Regions from separate parts of the Mus musculus genome. Here all the other regions are linked to region 4. Evidence: chromatin loops called from intact Hi-C (ENCODE). Cell type or tissue: left cerebral cortex. All regions are shown on one strand. Links, peaks and the distances in the headings refer to the core of each region. The heading gives the core; the rest is flanking DNA. Region 1 holds the start of LOC115486439. Region 2 holds the start of Usp42 (ubiquitin specific peptidase 42). Region 3 overlaps Ccz1 (CCZ1 vacuolar protein trafficking and biogenesis associated). Region 4 holds the start of Aimp2 (aminoacyl tRNA synthetase complex-interacting multifunctional protein 2).

What was found. Hi-C counts contacts between places; a loop is a spot of excess contacts. Peaks named below come from ENCODE experiments on the same cell type or tissue, not always from the same donor. Only the 100,000 strongest peaks of a DNase experiment are listed, where the experiment ranks them.
Region 1: a loop joins it to region 4, with 2.5 times the contacts of the local background. A loop is called at or near these places in 3 of 42 quality-filtered maps.
Region 2: it touches region 4 in a loop (3-fold over the local background); 14 of 42 quality-filtered maps call a loop at or near these places.
Region 3: it touches region 4 in a loop (3-fold over the local background); 3 of 42 quality-filtered maps call a loop at or near these places.

What each region holds. Positions count from the first base shown.
Region 1 is chr5:143,972,733-143,981,076 of GRCm38, forward strand. LOC115486439 reads left to right here and starts at 2,604. Exons shown (of 5, transcript XM_030254972.1): 1 at 2,604-3,056; 2 at 4,315-4,434; 3 at 7,126-7,216. The coding sequence starts at 3,030. It overlaps Gm17135 (a long non-coding RNA gene), which reads right to left and starts at 8,242. Exons shown (of 3, transcript XR_001785016.2): 1 at 8,149-8,242. It also overlaps a transcript of Pms2 not described here. In left cerebral cortex, for the core only: a CTCF peak has its summit at 2,785 (motif pointing left); DNase peaks (open chromatin) are centred at 2,397, 2,799 and 4,123.
Region 2 is chr5:143,728,638-143,736,981 of GRCm38, forward strand. It overlaps Usp42 (ubiquitin specific peptidase 42), which reads right to left and starts at 3,643. Exons shown (of 18, transcript NM_029749.2): 1 at 3,526-3,643. It overlaps Gm38737 (a long non-coding RNA gene), which reads left to right and starts at 3,818. Exons shown (of 3, transcript XR_868672.3): 1 at 3,818-5,215; 2 at 5,917-6,070; 3 at 6,421-6,794. In left cerebral cortex, for the core only: a CTCF peak has its summit at 3,654 (motif pointing right); a DNase peak (open chromatin) is centred at 3,839; H3K4me3 peaks cover 2,337 bases; H3K27ac peaks cover 696 bases.
Region 3 is chr5:143,996,161-144,004,504 of GRCm38, forward strand. Ccz1 (CCZ1 vacuolar protein trafficking and biogenesis associated) reads right to left here. Exons shown (of 15, transcript NM_177682.3): 7 at 7,883-8,058; 8 at 5,217-5,298; 9 at 2,384-2,445; 10 at 2,003-2,114. Among named protein-coding and RNA genes, the nearest start is that of Gm24311, 14 kb to the right of the region's middle. In left cerebral cortex, for the core only: a CTCF peak has its summit at 3,452 (motif pointing left); a DNase peak (open chromatin) is centred at 5,076.
Region 4 is chr5:143,907,553-143,912,552 of GRCm38, forward strand. It overlaps Aimp2 (aminoacyl tRNA synthetase complex-interacting multifunctional protein 2), which reads right to left and starts at 2,287. Exons shown (of 4, transcript NM_001172146.1): 1 at 2,029-2,287. The coding sequence starts at 2,163. Pms2 (PMS1 homolog2, mismatch repair system component) reads left to right here and starts at 2,449. Exons shown (of 15, transcript NM_008886.2): 1 at 2,449-2,527; 2 at 4,369-4,508. The coding sequence starts at 2,505. In left cerebral cortex, for the core only: no CTCF peak of the experiment used is centred there; DNase peaks (open chromatin) are centred at 2,045 and 2,349; H3K4me3 peaks cover 2,211 bases; H3K27ac peaks cover 895 bases.

The DNA.
Region 1 (8,344 bases), core at 138-5,137, 65 kb after region 4:
ACCTTACTGCAAACCACTCTGATTCCAGTGAGCTGTGTTAGAGACAGAGGGAGTTAATAAGCCAGGGTAAAGGAGATAAAGCCAAGTGTCAGAGATCAGCTTTGACACCACAAGGTAAACTGGGGGAGGCAGCCCGTGGGGGCCGGTGCTGATAGCAGCTGACGGGGGAAGGGGTTCTCTCCAGGTGCAGAAGGAGGCTACTGCCTACAGAAGCCAGCAGTTAGAGAGAAGGGAAATATATACACACACACACACACACACATGCATATATACATGCATACACACACATATATACATACACACACATACATATATATATACACACACATACATACATACACACATACATACATACACACACACACATATACATATACATACACACACATTCACAGACACACACACAGACACACATGTATATACATACATACACACACATACACACACATATACACACACATATATACATACACATATACACATACACACACACACACACACACACAGAATGGTTGAAACAAAGACAGGCTCCAGCATCTATTTCTTCTCTTCACCCCTTTTTATACCCCTTAAGACAAAGTTTTTTCTATTAGGAAGAAAATTACCTCAAAGCTACAAGCTACACATTTTCCAAAGACAGTCACCACAAAAACAGATTAAAATCATTACACAAAAGGAACTTAGAACAGGATATTGGTTACATATTTCTTATATGAAACATATGTCTAACTAAACGTTTCTTATCTTTCTTTCCAAAAGCTCATTTTGACCTCAAAGCAGTAATTTTTTTAGTCATTGATTAACGAAGAACAAGCAGGCCAAGTCTTAGCAGCCAGTTTCCCCTGTGCCTGACTGACAACAGCCTGTACTAAGGAGAGGGTCACCTTTCCATCTTCCATCTTATTTTTCCAGTTCTGATCCCAGAGGCTGGCTAATCACCTGTTGCCTGTTCTTATACTCAGAGTTCTTTGCTCTTTATTGCAACCTCATCATTTCCTGGTGCACACTGAAACATGTCACCTCATCCCAAGATCTCAGGGTCAAACAACTCAGGCCTAACTCAGAGTGTGTGCTCGCTTTGACCACCAGCTTGTCACGAGCGTAGTCTTCCTTCCTCCTGATTAGTGCCTGTGATGCATGGACACCCACTACCATCAGCTTGTCCTGAGCATAGCCTGCCTGCCTTCCTTCCTCCCTCCCTCCCTCCCTCCCCCCCTCCCTCCCTCCCTCCCTCCCTCCCTCCCTCCTTCCTTCCTTCCTTCCTTCCTTCCTTCCTTCCTTCCTTTCTTCCATCCTGTAATACATGGACGATCACTGCGCTTCTTTCTCCGACTCAAGCAGCTTTTGCTGTCCTATCAGGGAAGGACGCACTCTATTCTTAACTCCAACTTAAAACTTTGTCACCTCTCCTAATTTCCTAACTATATTTTCTATCAACTGCCCTAATACCCCAAATTTATTAAAATCAAACTAACTTCCTAAAACTACTTAAGTCAGAAATTCTATAAAATCCTTAATTCATCTAGACTGCATTATCTTAAGAACTTTCATCTTCATGTTGATCTGCAAGAAACTCGCCCAACAGAGTGGGCTATCGCCCAGGAAGTAATCACAGGAGGCTACAGGCAGTGAGGGTCTCCGGGTGTCCACTCACACAAGCCAAAAGAATGAGGAGTGTGGCAGTGACAAACAGGAGAAAGCACATCAATAGCAGGAAGCACTCCGGGGATGAAGGCTCTGGGGCTGTGCCGCACAGAGCTCACCCGTCACAGCTGAGCCGGATGGTGGGTCATCTCCAGGGAGCTCACTTGCCTCCTGCAGCTCTTCCTGCATGGCGTCCACCACCAGAGTTAAAAAAACAAATACTCAGCCAGACACTGGTGGCACATGCCTTGACTCCCAGAACTCAGGAGGTAGAGTCAGGCAGATCTCTGTGACTTCAAGGCCAGCCTGGTCTACGGAGTAAGCTCCAGGATAGCCAGAGCTAAACAGAGAAACCCTGTCTTAGGGTTTACTGCTGTGAACAGACACCAAGACCAAGGCAACTCTTTTTGTTTTGTTTTGTTTTTTGTTTTGTTTTGTTTTGTTTTTCGAGGCAGGGTTTCTCTGTATAGCCCTGGCTGTCCTGGAACTCACTCTGTAGACCAGACTGGCCTCGAACTCAGAAATCCGCCTGCCTCTGCCTCCCAAGTGCTGGGATTAAAGCTGTGCGCCACCACTGCCTGGCAGCAACTCTTATAAGGACATTTAATTGGGGCTGGCTTACAGGTTCAGAGGTTCAGTCAATTATCGTCAAGGCAGGAACATGGCAGTGTCTAGGCAGGCATGGTGCAGGAGGTACTGAGAGATCTACATCTGAAGGCTGCTGGTAGAATACTGGCTTCCAGGCAGCTAGGATGTGTGCCACACCCACAGTAACACACCCACTCCAACAAGGCCACACCTCCAAATAGTACCACTCCCTGGACCAAGCATATACAAACCACCACACCCTATTTCAAAAAACCAAAACCAAACCAACCAACCAACCAAAAAAAAAAAAAAAAAAAAAAAACCCAAAACCCTCAGTCCAGGGGCTGAGAAAATGACTCAGAGAGAGGTTAGGGGTATTCGTTTCCTTGGGAAGCAGGCCCTGCACCTCCATCTGGGCAGCACTATAGAGTGCTGGTGGAGGGGACACTGGCCAGCTGGCCCCAAGGGTGAGAGCACTGGAGCACTGCCTCTTGTTGCTGGCAGTACAAGGTGGCCTGGCTGGAGCATTGCTCAAGAGCTCCCCCTGGTGGTGCAGACAAGGGAGAGCTGGCAGGCTGACCGGCTCAGTTACCACCCAGGCCCAGATCTAGGGCTTTTTAGTTGACCCACCCCAATATCTACATCATCTGCCCATGGCTGGAACCTGTGAAAGGGCCAGTCCCCAGTCCTGCTAATTCAAAGATGCAGGATCTCATGACACAGGCCAACAACAGGATAACTGGGAGGAGTCCAATACTGATGATGTCACAGAAGCCAGAGATCTAGAGCCAGAAGAAATGACTCGTTGCATTGAACATTCACAAGTGAGGATGTGTGGACAGAGGGTTCTACTGTGGGACACGCTGTGGCACACTGCAGCTTCCATGAGATGTTTTCCATGCTTTCTTTGTGTTGTTTGTGTTTGTGGTGTTTGTGTTGTTTGTGTTTGTGTTGTTTGTGTTTGTGTTGTTGTTTGTGTTTGTGTTGTTGTTTGTGTTTGTGTTGTTTCACTGGGGGAGGTTGCAAGAGCAGAGGGTGGATGTGAGAGGAACAGGGAGATGAGCGGGACGGGGGTGCATGCTGTGAGACTCGCAAAGGGGAAAAAAAAAGGTGTTTGCCGTTCTTGCAGAGGATCCAGGTTCTCAGCTCCCAGCCACCTAAGAACTCCAGTTCCAGGGGATCCAGCTCTCTCTGGGCTGCACAGGCAGTGCACACGCATGCACGGGCATACACATAGACACACACACTCAGAAATAAACCTTGTGAAGCAGACGTAGTTGATCACAGACAGAGGTGCACATCAACCCTGTCAGGTGGCTTCGATGAGCCGTCTGTAAACGTAAGCGCCATCCACACAAACCATCAGCAGAGCAGTAGTTGACTATAGCTGAGATGGCATAATCCCCTCTCAGTAACTGGGGAACCAAGCTAATATCCGAACCATCACACCAGGGACACAGTCTAACAATGATAACAGTGACCTTGCCTAACAGTGATAAAGTGGTAAGCCATGGAAAAGGAGAACGTCCCATTAGCTATTTGTGTTAGGATGGGACTTTAAAGCACATGCAAAAACTGATAGGGAAAAAGCAAACCAGGTAAATGTGAGCATGCACGAAGCCCGGGTAGCCCGGTTCAAGCCCGGTGGTGCAGGACTGTGGTGGTCCCAGCGATCAGGAGGCAGAGGCAGGGGGGTCAGGAGTTCAGGGTCCTTCTCTGCTGTGTATTGAGTGTAAGAGCAGCCTGGGCTACATGAGATGATGCCTCAAAAGGAAGGGAGCGCATAACGCATGGTCACATTTATGTAAAATTACACATAGAGGATACAAAGTGTGGTGGTAGAATGCAGATGGTGCGTTGCCTGGGAACGGGGAGAGGGAGGGACTGCTGAGTGAGGTCAGGGAAGTTGGGCGTGGTGAGTGTGCTCCCGGTGTGGTCTGAGGTGATAGTTGCTGGGTGTGAACACATGCTCACAGCGGGCTCATGGTACATCAGTGACACCTCACTCAAAGGTGGGATGTGTATGCATATGCACACGTCCAGGGAAACCAGGAACTAACTCACACGCTTCTCCTCTCTCAGAGCATCCACAGGAGCCCGAGTGCAATCACAAGCCATGACTCCGAAGTCCACTTCAGCAGCACCAAGTCGTCCTTAGACAAGATAGGCGCTCTGCCTGATGGTAAAATCAGGCAGTCAGAGGTCAGTATTTACAGCATCAGTGGCCGCTGCCCAGTGGCCATGATGTGAGGAACCCTCTCCTGTGTTTCGAGGACAGCCCTGGACAGTCATTTCACTTCCCGCTGACCTCACAGTCTGGTGTTGAATGAGGAGTGGAGTGGGAGAATAGCAACAGCCCTCATTTTTAGGGCTCCACCAGGCCCAGCACTTTCTAGGGGTCAACTCACTTAGAAGCCCCTATGAATTTCAAGAAGGTTACATTGTTGCCTGTGGCCACAAACCCTGCAAGCGGTGGGGCTTGTACCTAAGCAGTTGGAGTCTAGAATCTGTCCCTGTCATTGTGAACTTAACCCCATTGTACTTGACAAGTATGTGGAACGAGATGGGGTAGGAAGCCAGCTGAGTACAGCATCTTTTAGCAGACTGTCTGGCTTCTCTGTTGACAAACCAGTTATGAAACTCGCAGAAGCGTCATGGTCAGAGGTGACAGTGGCTAGGACTGAGGATGGGGAGAAGGGTTTGGGACCAAGGAGCTTGGGAATGAAAGAGTCTGGAGTTTTGGCTTTGAGCAACTGGGAGAATAAGGAGTTGCTGTTTAGTGCAGTGTTGAAGATGAGAATCTTCAAAGTTGAGGTCATGGCGTAAAATTTACCACTTGATTATGAAAATGTTCCAAGTCTGTACTAAAACATGGAAGTAGTGACAGCAGGTAGCCATGCTGGAGACAAGACTGCAGTGCAAGGGTGAATTCCAGATGGATACAGAAGTATGTGGGCTACACATGCATGAAGTCATTACAACTCTGGCTCAGGGACACTCAGCAGAGAAAGTGCTGCCGACAAGCTGGGCTACCTGAGTCACCCAAGGGTCCCGCACGGTGCAAGGAGAGAACAGATTCCCACATGTCTCCTGAACTTCACACACACACACACACACACACACACACACACACACTCATATACACACACATACACACTCACACATACATACTCACACATACATACATACATCACACACACACATACACTCACACCATACACACACACATACACACTCACACATACATACATTATACACACACATACACACTCATACATACATCACACACACATATACACATACCATACACACATGAATACACACACATAGACACACCATACATACCCACTATACACACACACACACACACACACACACACACACACACGTGCACACACACACACATACTAAATTTTAAAAAGCATAGGGAGGTCAAGGTTGTCTGGTGTCTGCAGATACGGAACACTAAGAGTGCTAATAGTGATGGTGGAGAGAAGCTGAGTCAGGTAAACGCTGTAGAGCACCACTCTTCCTCCAGGGTGGCCTCAAGTTCCCTATGTAAGAAAGGAGGGCCATAAAGTCTTGCTTTTTCTGCCTCTACCTCCCGAATGCCGGGGGTATGAGCATGTACCTGCCCAGACTGCAGTTTTTATTCATTTTTATGTATAGGAATGTTTTGCCTGCATGTATATTTGCATAGTCTTGGTGCCCACAGAAGCCAGAAAAGCATCGGGTCCCCTAGGACTGGAGTTGTAAATGGTTATGAGCTGCCATGTGTTTGCTAAGAGTCAAGCCTGGGTCTTTTGAAAGAGCAGCAAGCGCTCTTCTAACGTTCCAGCTCCTCAGAAACGCAGTTTTTTTTTTTTGTTTTGTTTGGTTTTTTGGGTTTTTTTTTTTTTTTTTTTTTGGTTTTTTGAGACAGGGTTTCTCTGTGTAGCCCTGGCTGTCCTGGAGCTCACTTTGTAGACCAGGCTGGCCTTGAACTCAGAAATCCGCCTGCCTCTGCCTCCCGAGTGCTGGGATTAAAGGCATGCGCCACCATGCCCAGCCCCAGAAACGCAGTTTTATTTTAAATTCTGTCTGGGTGTGCATATAAGAGTGCGGGTGTCCGCAGAGGCCAGAAGAAGGCGCTGGACGCTCTGCAGCTCACAGGAATACTCAGCACTGAGCTCAGGTCTCTGGAAGAGCAGCAGTGCCCTGACCCCTGAGCCAGCTCTCTGGCCCCAAACAGCAGTGTTTTATTCAGTGGAGAAAATAGTCAGATTAGCCCCTCGTTCCTCACCATGTGATGCCCAGTGCCATCTCAAAACTCTGCCAAAAAGTAGGCCAGTGCCAGATTGAGGCACTTCATCTTAGGCTACAGCCACAAGCCCAAATAAGATACTATATAATTTAAAAAGAAGAAGAGGATGTGGTGGTGGTGCACGCCTTCCATCCCAGCACCTGGGAGGCAGAGGAAGGTGGATCTTTGTGAATTCAGGTACATCCTGGTCTACATAGAGATTTCCAGGACAGCCAAGGCTACATACTGAGACTCTGCCTCAAAATGATAAAAGTTAAATTAGTTCAACACAAAAGTAAAAATAGCCTCACTCCAGCCTGGGCTATATAGTATTGTGCTGGGGGCCAGCCTGGGCTATACAGAGAGAGCAAAGAAATGAAACCAAAACACTTCCAAGACAATACAGGGCATGTTGGTGCATAGCTGTGAGCCCAGCACCTTGCACACCAAGACAGAAGAACTGCAGGCTTGGGGCTAGCCTGAGACACTGACTTTAAACACAACAAAAGTGAAAAAGGAAACCCCGTTAGCCATCCCCTGCATGCTCACCGCGTGGACTAGCTTTAGTGTAGGATGCTGCAGAGTAACGGTTCCCTCGTGTTTTGAAAAAGCCCAAGCTCAAGAAGTCGCTGAGTGAGGACAAAGTCTCCAAAATGAACTTCAAGACTCAAGGAAGAGGCCTGGTGTTTATGTCTCCACAGGGTGAGCGTCTTCACTTACGGTCTGTGGGACATCCTGTGGCGTTGGGGAACAGGGGCAATACTCAGGATTGGACCTTGAGCTTCACATGAACTGGGCAAGCACTGTCCCAGCAGACAGGGCACTGGCACTAGAGCACTAATGTAGCACCAGCCTACAGAAGCGGTCCAGCGGGCTCCCAGCCTCCTCAGGCTGACATGCTCCCTCCCTCTCAGCACAGGGCTGCAGCCAGCTCTTCTCCCTAGCCGTAGTCTCATCCCATTCCAGCTCCAGGACACCCTCCAACCATGCAGCCCAGGCTGGCCTGGAACTCACTCTGTAGACAAGGCTGGCCTCAAGCTCACAGAGATCTGCCTGCTTTTGCCTCCTGGATTAAGGGTATACACACCTCCTTACCCCACTCCTTGTTTGTTTCTTGAGAAAGGGTTCAAGTCTCCCAGGCTGGCTTCACACTTGACAGGTTGCTAAGGATGGCAGAATTTCTGATCCTTCCTGCCTCGTCTCTCAAGTGCTAGGATAATCTGCCACTGCACCTCTTTATGTGGCCCTGGGGATCCAACCCAGGGCACCTTTGTGCATGCCAGACAAGCACTCTACTGACTGAGCTACATCACCAGGCCCTCTTCCATTTAGGTCTTTAAGTAAAACATCTAATACTTGTATTCAATACCTCAGAGTCCAGTGGCCATCACCTTTCCTCTTTCCCAGGGAAGGAGGACTTCAAGGGTTTTCTCTCCTCACTCCTATAGTTTTCATAGGCTTCCAGCCTCTTCCCCCCTCCCCCTCCCCCGATACCTCTCCCTCTTCCCCCTCCTCCTTACTCCCCCTCCCCCTCCCCCGCTACCTCTCCCTCTTCCCCCACCCCTTCTTCCTCCTCCACCTCCTCCTCCTCCTTACTCCCCTCCCCCTCCCCCTCCCCCCTCCCCTCAGCTCACCTTGTGCTGCTGTGTGAGCACAGCACTGGGGATTTTCTTCCACTGTGTCACTGACCCACATTCCCGGCATTGTGCACCCCAGCTACACGCCACGCGTGTGCTCTGTTTTGTCCAGTAAACTTTCCCAGCTGGTCTAAACACACCAGCTGACTGGGATTTACTGCTGAAAGCCCGAGGTGCCATCCCCCCTCCCAGT
Region 2 (8,344 bases), core at 1,398-6,397, 180 kb before region 4:
CATATACCATTTTTCAGGGAAAAAAGTCAATTAAATTGCATAAAGAGAATATTTAGCTTTAATTTTTAATTGAAAGTCTAAAATACTATTGTATGAAATTTGAAGTTTTGAAAAATTTTAGCTACAGAAAAGTCTTACCAGTGAAGCAAATACATTTTTCTGAAAAAGTCCAGCATTTATAAGTATTTCAACTTTTAGAATTAAACCTGTAATTTTGCTAACATCAAACTTTGAACACAAATATGTATTTAAATCTCTGAATCTTATTTTTAAATCTACTAATTGAGTTTTTTTGATGTGCTAGGTATCATATTAATTGCTGAATATTTATTTATTTGCTAAATTTTCATGATAACCCTTTGGAAGATCAGCCAAAATCTGCAAGGTCAGTGACTGAGCCCCAGCACCCAGCACCCAGCACCCAGCACCCAGCACCCAGCACCCAGCAGGACCGTTGTCTAGCCATTATGCAACCCAAGTCAGCAAAGTGCTTTTAAGGAATGGTCCTCAAAATGTCCAGGCAGCCAAATCTACATGTCAGACCTTGAAGAAAACCTTTCAGGAGTGCTCAGCTGCCCTCCCTATGTTCTTCCCAGCATCTGAACTTGGCACGCTTTAGTCTCTGGAACACTCCGCACGTTACACTCCCACCATAGACAGGGCCCATTTTTAGTCCAAGCTCCTTGCTGAGGTCCTGCAAGCTATTCTTCACATGTTCTCCATCTCCTACCTCTGCTTAGTTAACACTTCCCCTGTCAGGGTTAGAACTCATTCCTCTACAATGCTTTTTAGAAACCCATCCTAAAGGGTTTCCTTGACAACACCTTTCACCCCAAGATTGGGTAAGAAACCAATCCTAAAAAGTCCTTGTGCTGATCTCCATGGTAGCATGTAGTAAAAACTTAACTCCACCCTACCTGGTATGGGGGAAGCTTTCCAAACATGTGTTCAACAAATGAATGAAATCGTGCAAACAGGAAGTTACTAGTGTTTGCTTGTAGCACCAGCTTGTGCTTAGGGATTTATATATGGCATCTCATTTAATTCTTTAAAACCTCTGAATTAAAGGGAGTACCTCTAAAACTTGGCCTTTAAAAAGTTCACCCCTTTTAAAGTACAAAGGGTAATAAAATCCTTGTGTACTTCAGTGAACAGATGTCCCCATGTTGGTGCTTACAGTCAAGTTGTTCCTTAAAAGTTTCAACCTTCTTGTTTACAATTTTTAATTCAAGTGAAGTTACAACCTTAACAATGTAGGGGCAGTTACATAAAATCAGAAAGTCAATAACTTGAATACTTAATCAAATGAAGATAAATCACCTTCAGTCACAAGAAAATTTGGGCCTACTAGCCAAATAAAGTTTATATATTTCTCATGCTACAGGCAAAAGAAATTCTATATACACATACAGACACACACACGTGCACACACACACAGTGTATTGATGGAAAAAAAGGAACAGGAGGGAGAGTTAGGGGAAGGAGACAAAACTCCGTAATAAGGAAAGGCTAGTCTATCCTTACTTAAAATAACATTTATAGTAAAACCCCTTGATTTTCCTGGGACAAGCAACCTTTCCATACAATGATTAACAACCAACCAAACAAAACACCGTACTCATTCTAGCAAAGATGCTGTGATAGGCTTAGGAGATAAATATTAAGGAAAACACAACTCAAGTCATCAGAAATATGTCATTGTTTTGATTCTGGCAAGAATAACAGAACCCATCTATCTTCTTCACTTGGATATTCAGCCAATGAATATCACCTTAAAGTCACCAGGGATCAAACTAAACTCCACCTATAAGAGCCAACCTTTCTTAAAACCCAGCTATATTGTGTAAGACAGGTTCATATGGCTCCTGTTTTTAGTCTAAGTGAAGCGTCTGACAGTTAGTGTTCAAAACGGCCTGTGAATGGTAACTACTTACTCAAAGCCCAGCCAGTCCCAACACCTTTTCATGATATACAAAGTTACAACAGTCCATTTTGAAACCTGACCAGGGACCAAAGCTGAATAAATGTGCAAGACTAATTACTTGCTTAGGTCTCTTTTACGATAAGTAAATGCCAGGCTACATTTATCTTTCTCATTTTAAGAAAGAATATCACTATGTACACATTGTGTCCCCCCACATACACTGAAGAAATAAGGTCAACGCATTAAAAAAAACCTGTTATGCGAACTCTTCATAAACAGTATTATACAAGTTCTGGTAACATTTCAGTTTTAAGAAACTTTAAAAAAAGACACCACTTGGTTTTTAATTGTATTTTGGTAAACAGAATGATTAGCCGTAAAACTCTGCAAACCAAGTACTTACTGTAGTCTTGAATCAATGATTACAGAAAAGAAAGTGAAACTGTCCCTGAGTAAAAACAAATAAGTGTAACTCATTATTCACAGACCTAAGCATCTGAATGAGTGACATGGTAAAAGCAGAACGTTTAAAATGCATGCTTTGAAGAAAAGTTCTCCTCCATAAACAGCTGTGCGAACCTGGATCCGGTTGTTACTTTGTAAAAGGGGCGTTAACTAGTTTCCCCGACACTTTTTGTTACTTGAGTGTATTTACTTGAAAGAACCACAAACAAGCAAGTCCTAAGGCCTTCAGATATAAAAGAGCTATTCAACAAAAGTAATCTCAACTGTATTCTAGGGAGGTTAAAGTCCTAGATTGTAAAACTTTGGTCCCGTCAAATTTTCATTTCAAACATCTGAATCTGATCCCTCCCACCCGCCCTTTCCTCCAGGTAAGTTGGTTCTCTGTGCCCCAAAAGATAAAGAGCCTGGGGGAGGAAGGCACACTCGCTTTTTCGGAGGGGAAAGAGCTACGGGGCTCCTCCCCCCCACCCCAACACCCCCGGCTGTCCGCCTCTCTTGCGGGTGTCCGCTCCGCTACGGCGTGGGCAACTCGGGTGTTCTGCTGAGGAGCCTAGTGGACTGCGCCCGGGTGGGAAAGTTTGTCGGGGTGGGGTGGGGGCGGGGAGGCCAGCCCGGAGCTCCGAGGGGCGCCCTGGAGCCGGAGGTGGCAGCCACGCGGGGGGGCGGCGGGCGGGCCCCGGACGCCGGCTACGCCGGCTACACTGTCCCGGCGTGCACACGCCCACCCCGGCAGCTCCAAACGCGCCGGGCGGCCCGGTAGCTGCCGGCCGCCCGAGCAGCGGACCGAGGGGGCGGGCTGGGGCCGGTGGGGGTGGGAGCGCTGTGGCCATGGCAACCAGGGGGGTCCGGCCCTTCCGTGCAACCCCGGCGCTGCCTTCGCTGCGAGCCCGCCCGCCGTGGCCACCGCCTCCTGCTCTGCGGGCCTGGCCCGGCCGGGCGGCGGCAGCGCCAGTCCCGCAGCCGTGGGGTCCCCGGGCCGCCCGGCGGCTGTAGAGGGGGCGGCGGGCGAGGGGCCGCGCTAGTCCCGGCGGGCCGCGGCCGGCTGAAGGCGGCGGGGCGGCTGAGGCCGCGAACCAGGGACACGCGGCCCGGCCCCACGCCGGCCTGCAGCGGGCGGGAAGGAGGCGGGAGCTTACCTGACCCGGCTCGGCACTCGCTCCATCCCCCTCGGCCGCCGCCGCCGCCGCCGCCGCACACAGCCCAGCCGCCCGGCGGGGGACAATGACGTGCCTCCATCCGGGCACCGCCGCCGCCGCCTCCGGGTCAGCGCCGCACCCGCAGCTTGCCGGCCGGGCCGCCAGGGGGCGCACCAGGGCCGCGCCCGCACGCGCCGCCGCCACGGCCTCCGCCGCCCAGGGGCCGTCGCGCAAGAGGCGCGGCGCGCAGCTAACGGGCCGGGCAAACGCGGGAGGGGCCGTCGCCCAAGGGCGGCGGGGCGCGGGCTGGCCTCACGCGTCAGCTAAGCGCCGGGCTCCGCCGGAGAAAGCACACTGATTGGTCCGACGCCCTGATTGGCGGGATGCACTGATTGGCTGGGTGTCCGGCAGCAGGGCGGGGAGGGGCCGCTTCCGTTCAGAGTTCCCGGAGTGGCCCGGGTTGGGGCCCTAAAGCCAGTACACCTGAGCTCCCATCCCGGGAGACTCATGCCTCTCCTACGCGTGGCCCTGCGGACTACGGTGGCGAGGCCACTGGGCTCTGCGATCCACGGGCCCTCACCGCGATGGGGCCTCCGCTGTCTCTACCTTACGTAGCCCTGCCAGGCTAAAGAGCAGACCATGCACCCCCCTCAACGTCTCACTTCAAGTCTTAGCTCTCCAGATTGAGGCAACTGCGCCCCAGTCCTACAGTCATGCTTCTTGTTACTTCCTGGATCCTGAGGCTGGACAAAGTAGTTCATCCTTGTATTCTCTCCCCTCCAGCGCCTGCCTGTGGTACCCATTTAGTACACACCCCTGAAGAGCATTCACTGCTGATCAAAACCTTTCACCCCCTAGACCACCAGTTCACTACACCCTACTGACCTAAAGAGCTGTGGTCCTGCCCACCACCCACTTGCCTTCTCTCTCACTAAGCCTAGTCTAACTGACTCCTCCAGCACTCCACTCTGGTTTCACTATACTCTTGTGGACACAGTTTTTTGTTTTATTTTAAAACACAGATCAGAAGAAGAAGCTAAGCTCTTTAGCTTGGGCATTAAAAGTCCCATTTTAATGATTCCCAGTACAGGTGAGTCTGAGACAGGAGAATCACAAGTTTGAAGACACCCTGTGCTACAGAAGGACTCCCAGTCTCAAAACAAAACACCCAACTCCATATTTCCTTTTTCCTTTCATTTATTCCAGCCACAGCATGCTATGTTAAGCTTTTAACATTATAAAGAGGTCAGGAGCCTATACCTACTCATGCTACCAACTTCATTACAGTCCCTATAGGTTGGCTATAAAATGTCTATTGAGTATTTGGAGCAAAAAACTCAAGTACTTTGAGGAATTAAAAAGGAGAAAGAGAATCCTAGTTGCTCACATTTCAGCATCTCCTGTCAAAATTAACACCACAACTTTTTTCTTTACAAAAAATGGTTATGGAATTTCACCACTGTAGACCATTATTAAGAGATTTGCAAAAGGTAAAATAACCCATGTCTGTGATCCTAGAATTCAGCAGCTTAGGCAGAAGGATTGCCATGAGTTCAAGCCAGCCTGGACTACAGAGTAAAATCCTGTCTGTAATCCAGGTCAGCCAAGACTATAGACTGAGACCCCATCTCAAGGAAAATGACCAATTTGTGCGACTAGAACTACCTGCTCAGTACTTTGCCTTTTCCAGGTAATTAAATTCAAATGCTGAGGAACTGAGGGACTAGTTATCTAGCTAAACGTTATGGTATTTCAGAACACTTCCCTTTGAGGTCCCAGAAGTTTACCCCGCCCCTGTTGGGATTTATTAAGAATGGGGTTTGGTGTTTGTTTTTAGAGGCAGGGTCTTATTCTGTATAATGGCTTTAAACTCTACAACCTCTGCCTCAATCTGCAAGTGCTGGGCTTACAGATTTAAATGAGGGAAGAAAGAGAATTTGGCCCCAGTGGACAAAACATTCTCAAATGGCCCTCACTTCTGCTTTGATTTTACACAAAGTTTGATGTTCTTTAATTCAGGTCACCTTAACAATTTGACTATAAAAGCATTTTGTGTGTGTGTGTGCGTGTGTGTGATATGTCTGAGTGTGTGTATGTCAAAAACAGGTCAACATCAAGTGGTTTTTTTTTTCAACTGCTACCATATTTGTGTAGTATGTGTATGGACACACTTGCAGGTGTGCATGCTCATTAGGAAGTCAACTGTTAATAGCTCTCATATTTCCTCTGTGTGTGTGTGTGTGTGTGTGTGTGTATGTGTGTGTGTAGAACAGAGGTTAACATTTGGCATCTTCGTGTGTCACACTGAACTGAGAGCTTGGTTAGATGGCATCCATCAAACCCCTGAGATCCACATGTCCTGTGCTATGTCCCCTCTCTACTCCCTGGAAGTGGAAGGGCAAGACAGCATCTACAGAAGACCACTGCAACTATGCCTGAAACACTGTTCCCGCCGAGAGCACTTCAGGTCGTCTGCTGTGGCCTTGGAAAGTAGCTCTCCCAAAGCACAGAGTGCATTCTAGAAGATCGTGCAGACATCTCAGAGGTAAGAGAATTGCCCCCTTGCAATTCTTACCATAGCCACCACTCTAAGCAATAGAGGTATGCCATGGCCGGATCATTCCTTCTCTGACAGCAGGCTTTTTTGAGAAAGGGTATCATATAGTCCTGGCTGGCCTAAAACTAGCTGTGTACCTGACTTTGAACCACAGATCCTCCTGCACCAGTCTCAGGAGAACTGAGATAACTGGGGTGTACAAACATGTACACCATCTGTAGGGTGTGTGTGTGTGTGTGTGTGTGTGTGTGTGTGTATGCATGCCAGAGGAGAACTTCAGGCATCACTAGATCCTGTTTTGTTTTGTTTTGTATTGTGTTGTTTTGTTTTTGAGACAGTGACTTTCACTGGCCTGGAACATGCCAAGAAGGCTAGACTCATTGGCGATAAAGGCTTTACCACCTCAGACCTAGGCAAGCAAGTCCATGTCACCACAGCTGCATATGAGTTATGGCCATCTATCTCAGTTCTTACTGCTTGGCAGAACTTTACTGGAGGATCGGTGGACAGATCAGTGAAATGGCTAAGTAGTTTGAAAAGGCGCTTGCTGAAAGCCTCAGGGCCTGAGTTAGATTTCTGGGACCAACTTAGAAGAAGGAGAGAACTAATCTCCTCCAGTTGTCCTGTGATCTCCGCCACAAGCATGCTGCAGCAGATGTGCAACACCCCCAACACCAAATAAATGTAAAACTGTTTCAATAAAGGACCCATCTCCTTCATCCACGGTTACATTTCTTGGGACAGGGTCTCACTTTGTGGCCCAGGCTAGCCTAGAACTCAAAGCAATCCTCCTACCTTAGCTCCCTGAGTGCTGGGTATGCAAATATGAAACACTAGATGTAACTTACAACTTGTATCTTATGACATTTGACATCATCCTGACCAACTTTGCAGACTTGGGGAGACTCCCCCTCTTACAGAAGCTGACTCTGTTGAAAGACAGTTTATATACCAAGAGGATGTCTTCCATCCACAAAGCAAACTAGCTGATGTTCTATTCACAAAAACATCCTTACCCCACTCACTGTCAAATATGTATGTTGCTACCACTAAATCATGAAAAACAAGTGACAGGCAACTATGTCTTCACTAAAATTATTACAATTTGTCAGTGCTATCTTGCCTAACTGCCTATGTTACTTTTGTTTTTGTTTTTGTTTTGTTTTTGTTTTGTTTTGTTTTGTTTTTCAAGACAGGGTTTCTCTGTGTAGCCCTGCCTGTCCTGGAACTCACTTTGTAGACCAGGCTGGCCTCGAACTCAGAAATCCACCTGCCTCTGCCTCCCAAGTGCTGGGATTAAAGGCATGCACCACCACGACTGGCGCCTATGTTACTTTTAATAAAAAATGCCAGTAAAGATTATTCCTAAGACGCTCCCAAAATCCTACTTTTGTTGTTGTTGCTGTTGACAGTCCAGACTAATCCTGGAATACTCTTTGTTTCTCAGACTAAATCAAACGTAAGCATCTTGAATTTTGGGCTTACAAGCCCATACCTCACAGTGCTTTTTGTCTTCATTCTAATGCTTATTCCAACCTGGCACCCGCCTGACCCAACTGACACGGATCAAGGCCCTGTTGGGCAGAGCTGCTGTTACTTCCTTCCAGAGCTCCTACAGAGCTGCCTGGAGCTATGATGTCTTTATCACCCCGCCTCTGACACCTGCATCCTTAATATACTACAGGTTATCTGGAAAGGGGGCAATAAGACAGCAGACACACCAAGTGATCAACTTACCTCAAAACTGGAGGAAGTAATGTAGAAGACTCGAGGAATTTTCCTCAACTGGGGAGATGTAATTGGTTGCAGGCCGGCAATAGACTTAACCCTGAGGGTCAGCGGTCTTCAGGCCTGGTGGTGTTGGTCCTGAGGGCTGCCTTCACCAATGAGTCTCCTAGAGAAGCACAGAGGTGAGCTTGTCATTATGAAGGATGACCCATCAGGTCAAGGGCATTGCTCTAAGCTTGATGACCTGAATTCCATCCCTACAACAGCAGAAGGAGACAAGTGCTGTACGATTGTCCTCTAACCTCTAGCACACTAGAAATGTAATGGAGCCTTTCTGAAAGGAAGACACAAGGATGATGTAACCCCTGAGCTTAGAGGATAGAGTGATTCCCTAGGATGCAGAGAACCATGGGTCCCCTCTCCATAAACAAATCAAGGGCAAATAGTAGCTGGGACTTGTAATGCTCAGACTCCGAAGACAGGAAGCACTACTTCAGGAGTTCAGTCTTATTGTGAGCAGCGCAGTGAGCCCAT
Region 3 (8,344 bases), core at 1,348-6,347, 90 kb after region 4:
TAGCTGTCCTCAGACACAGCAGAGGAGGGCGTCAGATCCCATTACAGATGGTTGTGAGCCACCATGTGGTTGCTGGGAATTGAACTCAGGATCTTAGGAAGAGCAGTCAGTGCTTATAACCGTTGATCCATCTCTCCAGTCCCCGGTCATTGTGTTTTAAGACAGCAATAGAAACTCTAACTAAGATGTGCATGTTACACACACACACACACACACACACACACACACACACTGCATTTTCAAGGAAAGGACAGAATTCTTGAAAGAGATAGTGCTAACTTAATAGTGTTTATCTTATCACAATGTTTTTGAGACAGGGTCTTACTGTGTAGCTCTGGCTAGAGCTTGGAACTCATATGTAGACCAGGATGGCCTAGATTCACCTGCCTCTGCCTCCCTGGTGCTGGAATCAAAGGCGTGTACCACCACACCCACCCACAATACAAAAAAAATTTAAGTTTCAATTAAACTGAGGTTACTGTAATGTGGTGGGGTGGAGGTGGGGGCACTCCCACTCTAAATGCTGAGCTGACCTCAAACTTCTGACATCCCTGCCTCGACCTCCTGAGTGCTCTGGCCATAGGCAGGAGCCATTACTTGGCCTACTTGGGCCCTCTCACACCACCCTGCTTCACCTGAATGCACACAACTCCTCTAATGCACACTACTTTTACTGATGGTGCCTGCACGTATGCCTATGCGCTACACATGTACCTGAGGCCTACAGACGTCAGAAGAGGATGTCAGATCCCCTGGAGCTGGAGTTAGAGACAGTTGTGAGCTGCCCTAGCTGGGTGCTGGAAGTCACACTGAGGTCCTCTGTCAGTGCTCATACAGCTGAGCCACCTCTCTGGCCCGGCTCCATGTGCATAATTCTTTTTAAACACTCATCTGTCCCAGAGTCCGTCCCCTCCCTTTCAGCACTCGTAGGGTTCTGATGCTTTGGTCTGGTTTGGTTTGGTTCTGTCACACGTGAGCACAAGAGAGCCTTATGCTGCTGAGGGAGGTGGGTTTATACATCATACGGGCTGAGGGAGGCAGTCAGGCCAGGCAGGTGGAACTCAAGGAAGAGCCGGCCTGCTTCTCAGGTACGGAGGCTCACTCCCTGGTCTCTCTGGCCTCGTCACTTGCTGTTAAACACGCTCAGGCTTCACCCTGCCCCACAGGCTCAGCTGCAGGCTTGTCTGTGTGCAAGGACAGGAAGAGGGGGACAACATCCCCGTATTCCCTCTTTCCACAGCCACTCCCCACACCTGGCTGCTGGCCGCTCTGAGTTGGGGGTTTCTGTGTGCTCTGAAGAATGGGTGGTCACCGCCTCAGCCCTGTCTCCTCATAGCCTAGGCTGCAGCCTTCTCTACTCTCAGATTTCTCTCAGGCATTGCTTTTAATCAGTCTACTCTCCACACAGTCAAAGGATTCCCACAGACTGTGACATCCTTTCTGCTTTCCTGAAACATAGTTTCTAAGCCTTTGAATTAAAACCTATTTCTTTTGTGTACCACAACTGCCTTAAGAGAAATGGCGAGGGAGTGAGGAGAGGAGGGAGGGGGGGAGGAAGAAATACTACCCAAGCATGGTGGCACACATTTGCAGTCCCAGCTACTAGGACACAGAAGTTGAAGGTCAGACTGCGTGAACAGTAGCCTCCCCCCCGAATGAAAAGGGAGCTAAGCCCACACATAGATACCCATTCTTACAGGCACCGTGAGACAACACAGAAGCACAGCTCGCTCAAGTGCGACCCATGCATCTGTGCTCTGAGGCAGGCCCTCTCACGCCTTGGGTGTGGCCCTCGGACTCTGGACACTTGAATCCCACCCTAGACAGGACTTCTTTCACTAGTAGCAAAATTGCCTAAAAAGGTTGAAAGGCAACTTCCTGCTGCAGAAGAACACCCTTTTTGAGTTTTACACAAATCAGAACTTGTAACACCTGTCCCAAGAAATATTTAGGAGGTGTGCCTTAGCCTTCATCTGTAACACCGGAGGAAAACAATCATTACCTTATAAACAATTAAATGGAGCTCTTCATACGTGTCATCTGTATTTACAAAAATTTTGGGGAATCTGCATTTTGCTTCTGGATCATTAAGGTTCAAGGGTCCAGTAAGAAATCTTAAAAGTAAACACAGAGATGACTCAACTCAATGAGGTAAACATAACATAACAAAACGCATTCCCAGTCAAGGGCTATCAATGTTCTGCTGATGCTAGACGCCATTTGATAAACAGCAGATCAGAGTTCCGTAAAGCGACAGTGTGATGTCCCTGGGAACGAGAGCTCCCTTTCGGATCGTTGCTCAACAGGGCGACCCAGTGCCATCTTTATCTTTACAGAAGAGTGGCGAGGCCCAGCGCTGTGAGCCGAGCCACGGGCATCCTACCTTCCATAGTGCTGAAGATTCCCAGGCATCTCTGCCCTGACTGGGGAGTCCCTTCCCGCCAACTGCAAACAAAATGAATATTGACAACAATCACATTTTATTTTTTTACTTTCAGTTTGACAAACGGCACTCCCACTGGCTAGTTGGTCTCGAGCCATTTTGCTGAACTTATTTCCCGTATTCCTTGCCACCCAGAAAAAAATAAATAAAGGAAACCTCATTCTTACAATGCCTGGGTTTGTCCATAGACTTGGCCAGAGCAGCTTTTCCGACCGTGAGCAGTGCTTAAGGCAGGGACTTGTTAACCAGGTCAGAGTGCCTGAGCGAGTGCTCGGCGTCAGACCTGGTCACCCATCAACCTTCTGCCACCCCATCTAGGCTCAGGGGACACGGTGGGAGAGAGTAAAGAATGTAGGAGCTGAAAGATGGGAGGGGGAGAGGTATGAGCAATAAGACAATCATGAAAATGGACATGAACCAGAAGGGAATGGCCTGGCGAGCCCTGGGGAAGTGGACAGATAAGTACTGTGGTATGTACACGCGTGTATGAAATTTTCAAAGAAAAGATAATAAGCATACTACAAAAATACATAAAGAACTGACTAATTTAACCGGGACTATAATAATATGACTCCATCTAAGCCTAAATCCCACAACCTACTACAATAACTGAATTCCATAAGGCTCTTCATGTTTTTCACACTGACCCATGGAGACTACTGTCTTCTTCCCATTCCCTTCCTGTGGGAGCTCAGAGTCACAGAAATGCACCCACAGATGTGGCTCTTAGACATAGATGGCAGACGTCAACACCAGGCTTGTCTGGGATCAGAGTGTGTATCTTTAGCTATGACACCAGGTTCCCTGGAAGACTTGTGCTTATCTTGTTTTGTTTTTGCTGAAAACATATTGTTTCAGGGGCTGGAGCAGTGGCTCAGCAGATAAGAGCACTGACTGCCCTTCCAGAGGTCCTGGGTTTGATTCTCAGCATCCAGCATCCATCTCCGACAGCTCACAGCATCCTGTAAGTCTACTCCCACAGGATCCAAGTGCCCTCTTCTGGCCTCTAAAGGCACTGCACACACATGATAACACAGATATGCATGCAGGCAAAAGTCCCTGCATGTAAAACTAAATAAATTTTGAAAACTGTTTGGTGCCCTTCTGGTTTTAGCATATAACTTCAAAATACCTTCAATGCACAGTGTACCCAGAGATGAAAACACACAGCCCACTACTAATCTGTGACAGATCTCACATGTATGTGGCCATGCTGGGTTGTAGCTCTGTGCTTACACAGTGTTCTTCAGGCATGTCATCAAGTAACGGACAGAATCTTCTACTGTGGCACCAAGCTGTCAAAGGCTGACAGGCACCGGAAGTAGCTCCTTGAAGGGCGTGCTTATAAGAAAGGCTTGGATACCAGGCAGAGCAGAGCTGGCCCTGCCATATCTTTGTTGGGCAGGTGTATGGTCTGAATCTAGAGTGTTCCTCGGTGACCTGTGTGAGGGACCTGGTTGAGTTGGCAGTGCTGCTGACATGTCACTGGACCTTGTGGAGCCAAGTTTATGGACGGCAAAATCCACTGCCAACTGCAAAGCTGAGTGTGAATAGACTCGTTGAGATGGGCTCCTGCTGAAGGCAGCAGGTCACGCACGGGGCATACCCCTGAAGGGCAGATCTATCCTGGTTGCTCTCTCCCTGCTTCTCCACCGAGGTAGGCAGCCTCTGCCACACGCAAGCAGCCGATCTTTGTCTGAAACCTGAGACTGGCAAACCAGGCTTTCTGCTCTGAGCTGTTTTCCTCAGGAAGCCTGTCAGCAATGAGAAGCTAACGCATCTCGCACCTTGGCAGGGTGCTGATGTCCTGTAAGACAGTGTAACCAACTCCATCCTAAGGTTATGAGGACGGCAGGTGTGCTGGGCACTGGGAACAGCCACTGTGCACAGTAAGCGCTCAACAGCTGCTGGCTGCTGTGTCCGACCTGCCTGGAAAGAGCTTTGTTCTGGAGGGAACCCGTCTTAAACCTCTCTTTCAATGTTTGTTTTCTTGAGGTGCTGAGGCTAGAACCCAGGACTTTGTGTATGCAGGCAAGTACCCCTGAGTGTAGCAGAGAGGACGTCCCATTGTTGCAAATCAAGTTTGAAAAGCTAGAGAATGAAGATGGGATGAAGGTGAAAGAGGAGTTTGCAAATGATCAGAGCAAGGGAAAATAATGATTGTATGGGCTGTGAACACTTCACTTTCAGCCTAATTAAGAATGCTAGTGTCGCTGGGCGTGGTGGTACACGCCTTTAATCCCAGCGCTTGGGAGGCAGAGGCAGGCAGATTTCTGAGTTTGAGGCCAGCCTGGTCTACAAAGTGAGTTCCAGGACAGCCAGGGCTACACAGAGAAACCCTGTCTCAAAAAACCAAAAAAAAAAAAAAAAAAAGAAAAAAAGAAAAAAAGAATGCTGGTGTCTAATGTTCTCTGTGGAAAGTTGGGGAGTTAAGTACAGTTGTGGCCAAGTATGCCAGGCATAAGGCACCTTCTCACAATGTCACCTACTTCTAGAGGAAGACTGCAGGCTTAGGGCCCTCACGGATCCCTGTCCCTCCCTATCTGAGACCCAGTTTTCTCCCTGCCTGATGAGCTGTTCCTCCTACTGCAGCTGAACACAGCAAGCACAGCAAGGATGACACACACTTCCATGTGTGACGAATCGATACCAGCTAAGTATCCCTGAGTATCATAGACCAACCATAAAGCAGCTCAGAGGTGTCCTGTGCCCAGCTTCCCACACCCACCTGCCCCTCCTCGGTCTACTGTGTGTCTACAGAATGCAATCATACCTCAGGTTCGATGTGCCTGGGGAACAGTGAGGTGGTGAGGTATTTGTACAAAATTCTCATGTCATCTTGCTCTAGTCCACTCCTGAAACACCAGGGAAGCACGAGTTAAAGTCTGGAAACGGCCTCTGCCTTCTCTGCTCTAGAGTGACACTTGCTCTTGTCTCTATATTGTATGAAGATGCTGAGCTAGGGATACAGTAAGACAGGAGAGTGCTCGCCTAGCGTGAAGCCCTGGGACCCATCCCCAGCCCTGCAGTAAAAACAAACAGGATGGGCACGCTGGTGTACAGCCTGAGCCCAGCCTAGGGAAGGTAAGGCAGAAGGATCAAAAGTTCAAGCTACAAGGAGCTCAAACGAAACAAAAACAAGACATGCAGACCCTCCAGCTGGGAAGGAAGTGCGGGAAGGAAACACACCAGACCAAGCAAGCGCTGGCGCTGCGCGCTGACCTACTGGCAGCTGCTGCTCCACAGTCCTGTATTTTAACTAAGACTCAAAGCATGGCCTCAACAGGACCAGCAAGAAGGCTCAGCAGGTAAAGGCATTTGCTTTGCAAGACTGGTGACCTGGGTTTGATCCCTGGAACCAATGAAGAGTAGAGAGATGTGTGTGCACACACACATGTACATACATACACACATACACACACACACACACACACACACACACACACACACACACTTTAAGTTTTTTAAGTCCAATAGATCTGACTTTCAGACTGAAATCCATTCAGGGTTACTTAGGGGACAGTGGTAACCACATGATACATTCTAGAAAGACATCTTGGGGTCCCAGCCTACACAGTGAATACCACATTCTAGAAAATATCACTATGTTACAGATATATAATTTGACCATAGACATCAGAAGTATTTGTGGATATTTGTTCTCTAGGTTTCAGTGTAGACAAAAAGGAGAAAGAAACAAGTTTCAGGCAAACTCATCTCAAAATGAGGCAGGAATACTGAGAAGTGTTGGGAACTGGCAGACATCCACCCTTGAAGAGGTTTTTGTTGTTGTTTTGGGACAAGACATAAAGAAGGAAACCAAAAGGTCCCGGGAGAACTCTTCAAGAACCCTCTTCCACCGCCTATTGTGTTAGAATGTTAGCTGTCTGTCCTTCCCCGCAGACAACTGCTGCCCTTCTGTGCGATGCCTTCACTAGACCATGCACCGGGGCATCTCCCATACTACCCTCTGCTTTCTCATGTCCTGACCACGTCTAAAATGTGGCAGGGGCTGGGAACGTGGCTCATGCTAGCACGAGGACCTGAATGTAGATCCCCAGCACCCGTGTGGGTTGAAAGCCAGCTGTGGCAGTGCACGCCTACAATCCAAGTGCTGGGAGGTGGGGGCAGGGGCACCCTAGGGCTCACTGGCCAGCCAGCCCAGCTTCATCAGGCAAAAGACCTATGTGCATAAATAACATAAAGATGAATGTTCAAAAATGAAAGCGTGTACTCTAGGAGCCTAGAGCAGACACATAGACACTCTGTCAGCAAGGGAAGACTGGTTCTTGAGCTTTGCTGCTCACAGGGCAGCATCGAACACGTGGGGTGGGAGCTGATAGAATTTCTAAAGCGAACACATGGACGGTTACATTTTTCTTTTTCAGAAGTAACTGAGATGATAAAGAGGAAGAAAAAGTAAAACCGAAATCAGGTTCAAGACACAACTTCCTTTTTAAGACACATGTAAGCACTGGGGATGGGGACTGAGGCAGGAGGATTACAAGTAACATACCAACTTGATCTACATAGTGTGACCCTATCTTGAAAAATAAAAATAAAAACCAGAAGCAAAATAAAACACTCATTTGGGCCAGCAGGACAGCCCAGTGGGTAACTGCATTTGCTATGCCAGCCTAGTGAGCTACCCGAGGTTGAAGACTTCATTTGGGTATACATATACTCTTACTCTAGTCAACTTGCTCTGTGTTTGTGTGCAGCGTTCTGCTGTCTTTACATCAGCAGTAAGAGGCCCTTCAGCCATCACCCCAACTCTCTTTGCTGGATATTAAGCTATTTGAGAACAGCTCCCTCCTCCCCTCTTCCTCCTTTCATCTTCTCTCTTCTTCTACCTTTTTTTGGCCACATTTCATATGTGTGTGTGTGTGTGTGTGTGTGTGTGTGTGTGTGTGCGTGCGCTATGTCTTTTACGTATGCATGGTTTTGTATGCATGTATATAGGTGCACATGTGTATGCATGCATGGGAGTCTGTGCCCTTGGTCAGCACCAGGAATCATCCTCAGCTGCCCTTGTCCTTTATTCACCGAGGCAGGGTCTCTGCCTTCCTCCACCACACCCACCCAGCAATTATGTGGGTTCTGGAGATCTGAACTCTGATCCTCACACTTGTACAGCGAGGGCTCTAGCCACTGGGACATCTCAGTTTGGTTTTTTGTTGTTGTTTTTTTTGAGGGGGGGCATCTCAGTCTTGGCTCTAGTTTATTTAAGCTCCTCTGCTTGGTAATTTTAATTGTTTATTATCCCAGCTGTGCTCTAAATAATTCTCCTCCTAATTTGACAATGCCCCTCAAAATTTTCCTGCTGATGCCCCTGCTGTTATTTCCTGTGTGACAGACAACTGCACTCACTGCTACTGTGCAGTTTATTATTACTCTGACCTCCATGTCCTACAGGCCAAGTCACAGGGTGCTACTTACCAGATAAGTTGGTCATTGTAGAGGAATGCTGTATATTTGACTACACTTAGGCTTTCTTCCATTCGGTTAATAAAGGACTGGATTTTCAAGTAAGTCATTTTATCCAATGGGAAGAAGCTGATTCCACCAAAAATATCAAGTAGGTCACATGACTGCAAATGTAGTGTCTGCAAATACTGTGGGGGAAACAGACACTAGATTAACCGTCGCACTCCCTACAGCGCTCACACAGCCGCACAGTCACACACTGACAAACAGCACAACAAGCCCAAGAAGCAGTAAGCCGAGAATGACTGGACTTGAAGTCAGTCCCAGTCCTGAAACACAAAAGCTGAGAGCTGCCCTTGCTGTGCTGATGCGTCTCTTTTTTTTTTTTTTTTTTTTTTTTTCCGGCCCAAATATTTATTTATTATTATAAATAAGTACACTGTAGTTGTCTTCAGATGCACCAGAAGAGGGTGT
Region 4 (5,000 bases), core at 1-5,000:
GTTTGGAAGCCTCTCCCTGGAGCAAGTGATCAAGTCTGAGCACTGCTTTAAGGCAGCACTGGCATTCTCCTATCTTGGTCATCTGGAGCAGTCACTACTGAGAGAGTAACTCCACAGAGAGCCAACAGCTCATCCTTTGTACCAACGCATCCTCTTTGCCAAGTACAGTCTGGCATGCATTAAGAAACCAATCACAGTTGCTATAGGCTTTATTTCGTTTTTCTACATTTATTATGTGTGCACATGTGACTGGAGGTCAGGGGACAGCACAGGGGCATTGAGTCTTTCCTTCCATGTAGATTCCAGGGGTCAAACTCAGATGCTCACTTATGGGGCCAAGACGGCGTCTAGCTGACGGACCACTGATCCATGTCTGCTCTTGTTTTCATAGTTCCGCAGCTGGACAACTGTTAATACCACCAGGTTCTGAATTAACCACTTCTCTCCCAGTGTAGGCAAAATCAGGGATGACAAGGATCAGGAGATGCCCACAGCGGCATCTCTTTACGTATTTATCCAAAATGCCCCATTTTCTATCTGCTGGAAATCTGGGCTGCGATAGATAATCAGTAGAAAACTGAAAGGGGTGGGGAAGAACGTAAAAGGAAGAGCGCGACAACTCCTAAGGTTGGAGGGTAAAGTTTATTGTAGATAAAAGGGAGAGCAGAGGCAGGGACAGCTGGAGAGTCCGGAGTGAACGTGGCCAGCCTGAGCTGGGACGTTGGCATAGCCAAACGGCTTAGTTATGTAGCAGCCAGAGGAGCTAGGGAGAGGGAAGCCCTGCTCAGTTCTGGGCTGGAGATTTCAGGGTAGGGGATGGGGTAAACCAACCAGGAGGCCCTGTCACTGGTAGAGACTGAGGGGTGCTGGGTGGACCTGAGGGCCAGTGTCTGCTTTGATATGTTAAAGGGCACCTCAGTTAGCCATTTGAGACCTAACAAATTTTAGTCTTTAGAAAACGAGATGGTGGGAGGCAGAGGCAGGTGAATTTCTGAGTTTGAGGCCAGCCTGGTCTACAGAGTGAGTTCCAGGACAGCCAGGGCTACACAGAGAAACCCTGTCTCGAAAAACCAAAATAAAAAAAAAAAAGAAAGAAAGAAAATGAGATCAAACAATAGTGATAAGCATGGTAAGATAATTGTTCTGAGTTAGGCAGGCACACACTTCTAACCCCAGCACTTGGAAGCTCTTTCTCCACTGGTGGAGAAAGGGCTCAAGATTATCTTTGGCTGTAAGAATCCCAGGACAGCCTGGGCTACAAAGGCACTGTTTCTGCCCCACACTCCCATGGCCAGGAAACACGAAAAAGGACCTCAACTTACTTAGAAACTGGAGACATCCAAATTAAAACTACATTAGGATGTCTCCATTATCCTGCTGGTAACAGCTTAAACCTGTATAACCGCTTTGAAAAAGAACTTAAAAAGTGGAAGGCAAACCTGCCCACTGGGCCAGGAATTCCATTCCTATACAGGCTATTTATGTTAGCTAGTCTATAAATTCCAGCGCCCATGAGTGAGGACCGGGCAGATAAATAAGCGGGGTGTGGCCAGGAACAAGATCACTCACTATCGTTATAACAAAATCTTGTACAGTATGCCAGACAACAGAACACATACTATGTTTCCAGACCATCAAGATTATATAGCTTAAAGATAGCCTCCACAACCTAACCGCGAAAAAAACAACACATAACTACAGTAAAAGTCGGGACCTCTTGTGGAAAAGTTAAACTGGGAAGGATGGGGCACTAAACCCGTCAACCTGGGTTATGGTAACCCTGGGATCGCTCTGAAAATTCCTCCGAATGAGCATTTTTCGTGTTGTTCACTTTTCTGTGCGCCTGGAGATCGTGACAGGAACCCACAGCAGCACTCATCTAGGAGGATTTTGTCGGACCCGGCCGCAGAAGGGACCGGGACCCTAGGCAGACACAGCGCCGGCGCGCTAGACTGGACGAGGGATAGGGCAGGGTGCGGCGCGGCACGAACGGCGCCTGCGCACCAGGCAGGGGCCGCACGCTCCTACCTGCACGTGGCCCGCGTCGGTGGCGGGGCTGGTGGTCTTGCTGTGCACGTTGGGGAGCCGGTACATGCAGGTTGGAAGCTCTACATGCAGAGGTGCGCTGCCTCCATGATAGGGCTTTACCTGGTACATCGGCATGGTGGGAACCCAAGGAAGGTAGCGGGCGAGGGACAGGAACGCTCAGAAGCCACCCAAGGCCACCTCAGACAGCAGCCGCCTTCTTTCTGACTCTGCTGCTGGCGTTCCGGAAAATGAAGTCCCCGAGCTTTCATTGGCCGGGCTGGTCTAACGTCACCAACTTGACCTTTGAGTTGGCCAATCACCGGTAAAGAGGTCTTGGCATGCCTTCGCTAGCCCGCCCGGAAGGGGCGGATCATATGTCAAAAGCAACCAATGGGTGTTCCAGGAGACGCGTCTTTTCCCGAGAGCGGCAGCGCCAACTCTCCCGCGGTGACTGTGACTGGAGGAGTCCTGCATCCATGGAGCAAACCGAAGGCGTGAGGTGAGCTGGACTTGTGGTCTCCGGGCGCATTCTATAGAGTTCCCGGTATCCCGGTCTCTTGAAAGGACCGGAAGTGGCTGAGGCGCGAGGCGGGCAAGCTCGCGGACTGGACCGGGTCCTCTGTGAGGAAGCTATTTCCTCGGCATCCTCCCGCCACAGGCCGTGCACTTGAAACCCAGCACGAAAATCAGTCGCCGTAGACAAAATTCGTTTCCGCTGTTTGTTTATTTATTGAGTCTTTATTCTTGAAGACTTGGGGAGGGAGGCTTAAAGGCTCACGCTGATCTTGCAGTCAATAGGGTTTTTAACTTTTATTATATTGAGGTGCTTCTGTGCGTTTGGTGTAGTGTTCACAGGCGGCATCATAGCAGTGAAGCACATCTTCGAAGGCCAGCACAGTTACATTCGGTGACAGATTTGTAAATGCAAATTTGCTGTCTGTATTTTAACCTTGTGATTTCCCCAGAGATCCTTTGCAGTTAGAACGAGTGCAAGTGTTTGTTTTGGTTTTTTGAGGTAGTGCTTTGAACTCGGGATCCTCCTACTTCAAACACCCGAGTGCTGTGATAACCAGCGAGGTTCTGTGCAAGGTAGATTGAAGAGAAAAGAGGTTGGTTGGTTTATTTCACCAGGGTTTTTGGAAGTCTACTATATGTCAGACCATATGGAAAATACCCTAAAATTGTTACTGCAAGGATGCACCTATGTTCTGTTATACTTTTATGGGGCATTTCATAGCCGGGAAACTATTTTTATGGTGACTAAACCGTAGGGGAATTAGTGATAGTAGATTGGGACCTTGTCGTTGCTAGACTTCAAACTTCATATGATAGGCAATGAGCACCACTAAAAATTTAAACCTAAAGATTTTTTTCGACTGGATTTGTAATTGTAAAAAGAAATTGGTGGGAATCAAGCCACACCTATAATCCGAGCAGGAACAGGCTCAGCAGGAGTTCATAGTTACCTTTAACGACATAGGGAGTTTGAGGGCGCTCTGGGCTACCTTGGAACCTGTGTCAGAGTGAACAAAACTGGTGGTAGCAATCAGGGTAAACTGGAGACAAAAAGGCGATTACCCTAGGCCAGCCAGGACAGAAAGAGACTTAACCCGTTCGCTGAGTGTGGTCGTGAGGTGGGACTATCATTTGGAGGCTGAGAATGAACTCTTGTCTCAAACATGAGCTCTGAGGACTTTCATCAGAGCAGTGTAGGCAGCATGGATTTGGGTACAGGTTTCAAAAGCAATTATGAGAATAGTTACATAGTTGGAAGATGATTTTTGTCAACCAGTATTTCCCACCAAACTTTGACTTTTTAAGAATTGTGAGCCAGGCGTGGTGGTACAAGCCTTTAATCCCAGCACTCGGTAGGCAGAGGCAGGCCGATTTCTGAGTTCGAGGCCAGCCTGGTCTACAGAGTGAGTCCAGGACAGCCAGGGCTATACAGAGAAACCCTGTCTCAAAAAACCAAAAAAAAAAAAAAGTGTAAAAAAAAAACCAAAAAAACTAATGTTGAAAAGTTATTCAACTTTTCAAGAATGAAGAACTCTGTGTTGTAAAAGAACTCTGTGTTATTGATCTGTCCCTTGAGGGTTACAACAGGTCTCCTCCATATAGATGCATGGATAATTAGATTTTTCAGTTTCAATTTTAAATACATATTAAACGAGTGTTAAAAGATTGGCGAGCATTCATATCTGCAAGTGAAATGAGTGTGTTCATATAATGAGTGGGTTAGGCTAACTAGTTACAGATCAGCCACTTACCAAGATTGAAGTATCTGCTCTGTCTAAGTATCGATTTTGTGTTTTGTGACTGGTTTGTTTCGTTTTGTTTTAGTACAGAATGTGCTAAGGCCATCAAGCCTATTGATGGGAAGTCAGTCCATCAAATTTGTTCTGGGCAGGTGGTACTCAGTTTAAGCACCGCTGTGAAGGAGTTGATAGAAAATAGTGTAGATGCTGGTGCTACTACTATTGGTAAGTTTGGGAAACTTCTTTTTTATAAAGATTAATTTATTCATTTTATATATGTGAGTACACTGTAGCTGTCTTCAGACACATCAGAAGAGGGAAGGCATCTGATCCCATTACAGACGGTTGTGAGCCACCATGTGGTTGCTGGGAATTGAACTCAGGACCTCTGGAAGAGTAGTCAGTGCTCTTAACCGCTGAGCCATGTCTCCAGCCCATGGTTTGGAAGAGTTTTAAGCAACAAGAAGTAATCATTTATGCTATTTATATCAGAAACGTTACTGGATTATTAGAAAACAAATACTGCTATACCTATTATTTTGATGTTAACAGTTGTGTGAAAGACTTTCCCAGGGGAAGCACAATACACACAACTCCCTACTGAGAGGGGGCTTCTTGACAGACCGAAAACGTAACGTACCACACTCTAATTTGGTGAATTAATGTGTTTGCATTGACAATGCTGACAGAAGTATGGATGAGGGATTATTTACGGGA